2 separate regions of the Homo sapiens genome follow, and region 2 is linked to region 1. Evidence: chromatin contacts called from ENCODE Hi-C or POLR2A ChIA-PET data. All regions are on one chromosome and are shown on one strand. Each heading gives the region's core, a stretch centred on a gene start or an enhancer-like site at or near the end of the contact. The rest is flanking DNA. Distances are from core to core; before and after follow the strand shown. Region 1 has its middle 89 kb from the start of RFC3. Region 2 overlaps STARD13 (StAR related lipid transfer domain containing 13).

Region 1 (4,499 bases), core at 1,032-3,531:
GACTAAAAACATCTTTGTGATTTAGGGACATGGAGGTCCTCAGTGATCTTAGCCAGAGCATTTAGAGAGTGAATAGCATAAGTGTAGTTATTAGTGCTTGAGGGCTGAGGAAGCTCAGAGTGTAGATAACTCTTTTGAGTGGAGTGAGTAACTGTCCAGTGTTGCCTAAGACAGTGCTGGTTTGGCCTGTTGTCCTGGAGAAACAGCTCCCTCTTCGAGTCTCCAACGTCGCCTGGTTTGAATGATAAATTATACATCATCTATATGAAGGGTGAGGAAAGGGAGGCAGCTGGAGGAGAAATTGGCATCGCATAAAAATCCTGAGCACTGTGATACAGCAGGGTGGCGGCATGCAGCTGTGAGTGAACCCCCATTTGAAGGTGGAGAGCCCTAAGTACAATTTTTAGTTCTACCATTTATTGGCTGTGGGACCTTGGGCAGGTTTATTTAAGCTCTCTGAGGCTAAAAGGACTTAAATTTCAGGGTAGAGTAAGGATTTTGTGTCAAGTGCTGACATATCATGCTCAGCAAGCATGAGTTCCCTTCTTTTCGTTCCCTCTCACTTGTTATTTGGCCCATGTTGTAATGGTTCTGCATCATTTCCTTCCCCACCTTCTACCCCCCACTGCTCCCCTCTTCACCCTCAAGTATCTCACACCCTTTGTGACAGAGGAAGTTCTTATTTCTATGTTTCTAGTGAAGCACTCTGTGTGTGTTAACATGTCTCTCTCTAGAAAATAGTTGGTGACCTTGCCTCCCTGCTCCATTATCCTAGCTGGGAAAATGTACTGATGCCCAACTCATTCATGTCAGTACATTTCAGCTAGCACTGATTGTTGCCTGCACCCCATGCTAGAAATGCTGAGAAATTCCACTGAAGTGTATGATATGATTCTTTTTGTCAAGAGCAGTCTCTTTCAGAAAGACAAATACTGTTCATAACATTCTTGCTACTTCCATTCCCACTACTTCGGCAGCTCTCCACCATTTATGGAGCACTTAGATACTCTGGGCTAGGCCTCTAGCATATGTGACAGGAAAGTTTTTAGCTCGTGCAAGGTATTGTTATAATGATTCCATTTTACAAATGAGGAAAACTGAAGTTTTTGTTTTGTTTTGTTTTGTTTTTGAGACGGAGTCTCACTCTGTCACCAGGCTGGAGTGCAGTGGCACAATCTCGGCCCACTGCAACCTCTGCCTCCCTGGTTCAAGTGATTCTCCTGCCTCAGCCTCCCAAGTAGCTGGGACTACAGGCGCCTGCCACCACGCCCAGCTAATTTTTGTATGTTTAGTAGAGACGGGGTTTCACCATGTTGGCCAGGATGGTCTCAATCTCTTGACCTCATGATCCACCTGCCTCGGCCTCCCAAAGTGCTAGGATTACAGGCATGAGCCACCGCTCCCGGCTGAAAACTGAAGTTTTAAGAGGTTAGGCAAACTGCTCAGAATTGCACAGCTCATAAGTATCTAAACTGGAGTCTGAATTTTGATCCATTTGACACCGAAGCCCTTAACCTTTCCATTTCTCAATAGAACAAAAAACAAATGAAATGTCATCTCGACACTTTACAATTTAGACAATATGCCATTTATATAGATTGTTTAAAACTTTTCATTAGAAAACAAAACAAAATCAATTTATGAAAGGGTAGACTTGACTCTTATCATGGGTCCAGATAAATGGTTCACCATTAATAAAGTCAAAGTGTGCACTCACTGAGCCGACATTCAGTACTAGGAGTACTTGCATAGCCTAGCAGGATTTTGGTCAGGACATTTTTTATGGGTGATTGTCTAAGATGGGCAATGTGTTCTACCACTTATTAAACTAGAAATGCTCCCCAAGGATTAGATTATAGATTTCCAGAGTCTCTTCTCTCCTCAGCATTGACTGTTTAAAGCAAATTTTCACTTAAATGCCCTTGAAGTCAAGTTGGACAGATTCAGTCCTGCCATATTCCAATAGCTCCATGTTCCCTCGACATGAACTCTCAGCTTTACAAGTACAAACAGGTGCTCAGGGTTCAAAATGACAGAGTTCACCGCAGTTTCCCAATAGCACATTATTCGTTTTCAGTTCCTGTTTCTAGCACTGAAATGGCACAGCCTTTAGCATGATTTAAACTGCCTGCTTAGAACCTAGCTGAATAATATTTGACTTTCAGCACTGCTGAAAGGATACTTAAAGCACAGACCTGGCATCTGTGTCATCTTCTGCAAATCAAGGTTGATTAATAACAAAATCACCTCGCCCTGGCATCCTGCCTTTCATCTGAGCAAGACTGAAGCTATTCCTGGAAAAAATCCAGCTTTCTTTTGCTACAGTCCTGAGACATGCCAACTGACACAGCAGGGGCAGGAAGGAAGGTCAAAGTTAGCATTTGAGTTTGGGCTGTGGGGAGGGAGGAGACAAGATGGCAACTGGTCCTTAAGAAACCCAGTGTGAAGGTTCTGTACGGTCAGGGCCCAGGGCTGACATCATGGGTGGGGCCACCATCATGCTTTCTCTGTCCAGCCAAGCTGGCACCCTTTTTATGGGCGAGCCTTCCTTCTGGAAATTGTTGATGTCATTAGTGGGTGTGGTTTCAGGCACTTTTCCCGCCTTTCTCCTGAAAACAAGTAGGTTATTCTTCTACATGAGAGAGTTCAATCTGTGCTCCATGGAAACTTGCCATGGCTCTAAGGACTTTTGAAAATGTGGAGTTTAGACTACGGGAATTTTTGTAGAGGAATTTTTTTCCTTCACAATTTACATTAAGAGGAAAAATATTCTGTCACTACTTTCTCCTAATTTTCACCTCACTGTGTCTTACAGCATTGCTGCCTACCTAAGAACACTGCAAGAATGTGCTAGAAAGTAGTAAAACCCATGCAAAGAAGATGCTTTGTGTTGTACTTGACATATATTGGACTCACTTGTATTGCAGTGCTTTCAACTAAATGTTTTCCTTCATGGCTCTTATCATATTTGTATCCATCTGGCCATTTGTGTAGTTTTTAATATTTTTCTGCCCCACCAATCTGTAAGTCCTGTGCCAGCAGGGCCCGTACCTATCAAGGTCACACTGTACAGTTCTAACAGTGATTGTGGTTTGTGGCATGTGATTATGTATGTGCATTTCATATGGGTATATGAAAACTCTATCCTTCAACCCCCAACCCCTCCACAGGCTCAGAACTTTACAACTTGGTTAAGAGTATGAAAAAATATTTAAATCTGGAAAGTTCAATCTTTCAAAAACATTGAAAACTTTTTTAAAAATTGCCTTTAGATACCGAAATTTAAAAAGTTTAAACCCACCTTTTGACCAAGAAAGAGGAGGTTGGCTTTTCTTGAGCAGACTTACTGATGATCTTGATATAACTAGAAGCGATCTGAGCATTCCAAAGGATGTTATAGATAAATTTACTATGAGGCAATAGAGAATTTAAGGCTGGCTACCATCTCCTTGATTTGCATGGTTTTACTTTCAGAACTCCAGCCAGTTGTTGAGTCAGATATCTGTATTATAGTTATAGTTAAATCACCACTTCATCCAAGAGTGGGTGGCATGTTCCTCCTCAAAATAGAAGAAGCAAACATCAAACTCTATCAAAATGCACAAGTGAACTACTTTACTTAAATATAGTTCGGATGGTTTACAGAATTAGAGATTTCAGGCAATGGAAAATCATACTATAAAACTTAGTAAGACAGAGGATAACATTGTTTCTGTTAGAAGTCTGCTATGTTCTAAAAACTTGCAAATGGCAAACTTACTGCTGTGTCCTCATGGAACCTTTTATATGTATATTCTCATTTACTCCTCAGGTCAACTGTTTAAGATGGGGACTATTAATCATATATTTTCAAGGGAAGAGCCAGGTCTCAGAGAAGTGAAATAACTTAGACTATGGAGCTAGTGTGAAAAGCTCTAATGGAAACACATAATGGCTTAACAGGGGTGATTATATTGACTTTAATTCCTTTCTGTCATTTTGTCTTCTTGTTTATCACATATATAACACTTCAGCGTATAAATAAGAAAAAAAAACCTAGTTCTGAAAATTGCCTCTAAAAGCATAATGTTGAAGATTTGGGAAAATAAAACATAGTAGTTAACGTAAAATAGGCACTTGGAAGCAAGAGGTTGCAATTCTAACTCTAAAACGTTTTTCCTATGTGACACTGTCAGAACCAAGTTAGGACAGGGCTGTGTTATTACATCCATTTTGTGGTTATCCAACTTCGGTGATTTTTTTTTTTTTTTTTGACAGAGTCTCGCTCTGTCACCCAGGCTGGAACGCAGTGGTGCAATCTCAGCTCACTGCAACCTCCACCTCCCAGGTTCAAGTTATGTTACCATCTATTAGGGACTAAATTGTGTCCCCTCTAAAATTCCATGTGTTGAAGCACTAACCCTAGGGTGACCATATATGGACATAAGCTTTTCAAAGTAATTAAGGTTAAATGAAATCATAAGGGTGGGGTCCTAATCTGATAAGACTGGTGCCCTTAT
Region 2 (4,499 bases), core at 1,095-3,594, 600 kb after region 1:
CTTATCCTTTATTTTGTTCCTAGTTTTATCCAAAAATATTTTGAGCTTCTTATGTGCAAAGCGTTATACTGGGCACCATAGGCAGGGAATCCTGGATAACCAATACCCAGTTCCTAGGCACCGACTCTTCCCCTGACCTTCCTGTGATGCGTTCATCAAAATGTCTCTTCCCCAAATTTTACACTTTTTTTGCTCCTATAAGAAATTTCTGAGGCCTAAGATGTGTACTCTGCAAGTTTGTTTTTGCTTTAAAGTGCCAATTACAAAGTACATCAAAGCTGACCTACAAAGACCGTTTCAGAAGCACCATAGAAAAATGGCCCTGTGCTGCTGGGTTTCTGGTTGAGGCAAGGGTGTGTCTTGTGGTTCAGTGATGTGTCACCTCTGTACCTCTCATCTTCGGGCTCCATCTCAATACTGAGCAAGATATAGAGTGTAGACACATGGAAGACAATGAGAAAATTTTCTACAGCCCTAGACATTCGACAGCTCTCTCCCTCTCTCTCTCTCTGTTTCTTGCTCCCTGTCTGTATCTCTCTCTCTTTCTCTCTTTGTCTTTATCGCTCTACCTCTGTCTGTCCTCTGTCTATATTGCTCTATCTCTGTCTTCCCTCTCTCTGTCTCTTGCTCTGTCTCTATCTTTCTGTCTCTGTCTGTCTCTCCATCCTCTGCCTCTGTATCTCTTTTTGTCTCATCTCTCCATCTCTCCATCTACATCTGTCTCTCTCTTTTCTATCTCTCTGCTCTCTCTGCTTCTGTCTATATCTCCCTGTCTCCGTCTCTTTCCTCTCTTTCCGTTTCTCTCTCTCCCTCTGTTTCTCTCTCTCTCTCTCTCACATACACACACACACACACTCACTCACACACACACTGTCTCAGCTTGCTCTCAACACTTTGGGAACAAATTTGGAATAAACAAACATAATATTTCCTCTATCACTTATTTAAACCCCCTAATAAAATGGATAATAAGACTTTTTCCAGATTTATCTGACTTGGAAAAATCATGTCCTATGTTTATTCTGCACACTTGTGTCTTCTGTTCCATTTGCTTTGCGATTTTCTTTGCTCGGCTGCTATCTTGATTAGCTGCGTGTACCTTGGTGATGTCCCGTGTTTCCCGCTACCAAGTCCACTTTGTGACTGGCTTCTCTGATGGTCTCTCTGGTAAAGGCGACTCCGATGGAACAGTTTCCAGCTGTCGCACCAGCCCCGGCCGGCCCCAGCATCGCCCCACATCAGCAGCCAGACGGCCAGCCAGCTGAGCCTGCTCCAGCGCTTCTCACTGCTCCGCCTCACGGCCATCATGGAGAAGCACTCCATGTCCAACAAGCACGGCTGGACATGGTGCGTAGCACATTCACCTAGGAGGGGATCCTTGGCTCTAGAGCTAAGTGTGTGATTGCAGAAGCTTCCATGTTTACTTTGTGATATCTGAAAAACCCATTCATTGCCTTCACTGATGATCTCCTGGACATAAGGCATGAGCTCTGCCGTAGCCTCGATGCAGTGGACCCTACAGGAAACATTGCTCTATTTGTAGTTCTCAGTTGGTTTCCAGGGAAGGCAGTCAGGCTCCAAGAAAGGAAAAAGAGACAAGTAAAGGGTGATTAATTGTGAACAGAGGAAATAAAAATAAACTTGCCATAAAATAATCCTGGCAGTTTGCACAGAAACAGCTGTCACTTGTACCTTCTGGCCTGATGCAAAGCTTACCACTTAGAGCATTGATTCATTCAAAGAGCATTTAATTCTTCAAATACATTTCTGCTTTTATTTCATTGGCAAATAGAAACAAGAATATGCAGTAAACCTTGTAATAAGGAATTGACAGAAGCATGTTAGAACTTGAATGTGGACCTATTGTAGATGATTTGGTGGGTTTGAAAAAATACAAAATGTGTCAGTAATTGTTCTATGTTTTATATTATACATATTTAAAAAATCAATGGTGCTTTTATGAAATATTTTAGAAGGTTATAAATTCATGGTCAAATCAATATATGCTTCTGTATTAAAATGTCCTTTGAAAACTACAACTGGCTCTAGAAAAGTAAGATAGAGCCAAGAAATATTGTTCTTCTTTTCTCCCTTCCTTTTCCTCCAACCCCAGCCAGATTTCTTCTTCCTCTTGTAATTTTTAATTTGTTTTGTTTTGTTGGGGACTTTTAAGTGTTCAGCACTTGAGAAATAAGTCTATCACAGTTAAATTGGAAAGTTGTCCACTTGACCTGAAAACAGAGCTACAAATACATTCTGGGAACGTGACTCATGCTGTTTAGTAGCTAGAGATAGCAAGCAGGCAAGGGCCACACAGAGCACAGCAGTGTCCTGTGATTAATGCAGAGAGAATGTTGAATTCACCCCGCATCTGTTGGGTATTCCAACAAAAGCCTGGCTTCCCTCATGCTTGCTTCCAGAGCCTCACCCCACAGTGTGACCCAGGAGGCTTGCATGACCTGGTTTCTGTAAATTCTAGGTCAGTTCCAAAGTTCATGAAGAGGATGAAAGTTCCCGACTACAAAGACAAGGCTGTCTTTGGCGTTCCTCTCATAGTCCACGTCCAAAGAACGGGACAGCCCCTGCCTCAAAGTATTCAGCAAGCACTGAGATATCTACGCAGCAACTGCCTCGATCAGGTAGGGCTGTAACCCCCCCGCTGCTGCCCCACCACCCCCAACCATGGGATTGGATTGAGGGGATGTCAGACTGAGTCAGATCTGCCCAATATCAGGCAAGACATGCCTCACCAAAAATAAAAGGCATTGTGACCTTTATGTAGCAATATTTAATTTGAACAAGACATGTCCTATTTGAGGATGTTTCCTCATTGGCAACTTAAATGATGACCTGGAGTGACTGGGGAAAGTTGACGTTAACAGTTTGTTCCTGGGATGTCTAATTTGCAATCCCTAAAAACTAGAGTTAAGCTATGTACTGTACTGCATTTCCTTTGTAACTATTATTTCAGTGCCACCATTGATTTCACACTGTTCTTTTATCCCTATTATTTTTGAAAAAGAATTAGGTTTTTCATGCCTCCTTTTATTAATTCTTTTTTTTTCCTTTGAAGCAGCATCATGACCAGGAAAACTTAAACCAAACACAGATTTATTTACATCTTTTAAAAATGTGCAAGTAAAATATGAACAAAAGTATCAGCTAAGTCAAATATCCCCTCATTTTATAGAGTTGATTCAATGCTGAAGCTAAACAAAATATTCAGAGATTTGCTGCCTCCGAGACTTTTGGGGCCCACCATAATGGTGGACTGTGATTAAATCCAGAGTGCTGTCCGTCCTGTACTTTACAAAACAAAGGCTTTGCTCCTCCAAATTAACACCCATTAGCTTCTTAGACATTCTGTCCAAAATAAAAGTTGTGTTCTTAATTGATAAATTGCAGCCCTGAATAGTGGGTATATTTCCAGGCAGCTATTCTGTAATAGTCCCTGTTCATCATACTTTTTGATGCCATGCAGAGAATCTGTACCAACCTAAGATTATTTGTACTTTTTATTGATTTACCCTGGTCCTTGGGCTCAGTGGGCAGGAATGAGCTGGCTAGTGATGCTTGTAGAGACCCCAATACTGAGACCACACTTAGAATCAGGCTGGTCTCTTGGTGAACCAGAAATCAATTTTCAGTGCAGAAAAATAGCAGTAACTTCTTCATTTGAAGTTGTCTTTGACTGAACTGAATGTGTGTTCCCCTTTGTCCCTCCTCATTTTTAATTTAGAGAATCTGCACATAACATTTTTCCATATTTGTATGTCATCGCAGAGGGTGGGATGGCTGCTGTCATTGTTGTGAGGATGGCTGTTTAGTTTTGAGAAATGGCCTTAATAGCTTGCCTCTTATTCCCCAGAAATAAGGGTGACAGGCTACTTTTCTAGGGTTCTCTTCTTTGACAGATGCCCCAGCATGAATTGACTTGTGAATCACATCCCAATAGAGTCAGCCAATGAATCTCGTTACTTAAGCAAACATTTTAATTTTTTTAATCTTAGAGGTTTTACTAAGAATACACATTATTCAAAGTTAATGTCCATAGCTATAAACCATTCCTGCCCCCCGTAGCTTCTGAATAATGTGCAGTGCCAATATCATTGCTGTTAGTGGGGCCAGTCTCTCTTTAGAAGCAAAAGTCTTATCAGTAGAGAGAAAGACACAGGGCACCAAAACCTCTTCCACCCCTGTGTCCATCTCAGGTCAATTTTTTAAATCTGGGAGAATGCCAAGATGAAAAACAGTGTGCCGGCAAAGGCTTGGAGGAAGAAGACTCATTTCAAGATATAAATACTGATTCTAAATGTAATTAAAATGAATAGAGCCACGCATCTCGCGTCAGTCACATGGGAGAATCCGTAGGACATCGAAGGGACTTTCACCACAGTCAGTCACCACCTTATAATGCACCCAGTCCTGGCAGGGCTTCCAGCCTTGGAATGTCCCTCCCTTTCCTTGTCAATGTGGTGTGGGAAGCACGCAGAGACCAC

What was found. A loop is a pair of places that touch in the nucleus more often than their neighbours do. ChIA-PET counts read pairs that join two places held with the same protein, here RNA polymerase II (POLR2A). Pooled maps may share reads with other maps.
Region 2: a loop to region 1 is called in a map of IMR-90, with 4 times the contacts of the local background. The contact joins two enhancer-like sites. A Hi-C loop is called at or near these places in 4 of 168 maps with a recorded cell type or tissue (IMR-90, OCI-LY7, endothelial cell of umbilical vein and 1 more), 10 of 37 single-sample maps with no recorded cell type and 11 of 50 pooled maps. POLR2A ChIA-PET finds 5 or more read pairs at or near these places in 1 of 52 experiments (OCI-LY7).

Annotation. Positions count from the first base shown.
Region 1 is chr13:33,726,478-33,730,976 of GRCh38, reverse strand. No RefSeq gene overlaps it. Among named protein-coding and RNA genes, the nearest start is that of RFC3, 89 kb to the left of the region's middle. Within about 2 kb of position 2,281, at least 10 of the 41 ENCODE cell types and tissues checked have a DNase peak (open chromatin) inside an H3K27ac peak, as active enhancers do.
Region 2 is chr13:33,124,221-33,128,719 of GRCh38, reverse strand. It overlaps STARD13 (StAR related lipid transfer domain containing 13), which reads left to right. Exons shown (of 14, transcript NM_178006.4): 6 at 1,174-1,347; 7 at 2,480-2,639. Among named protein-coding and RNA genes, the nearest start is that of KL, 110 kb to the right of the region's middle. Within about 2 kb of position 2,344, at least 25 of the 41 ENCODE cell types and tissues checked have a DNase peak (open chromatin) inside an H3K27ac peak, as active enhancers do.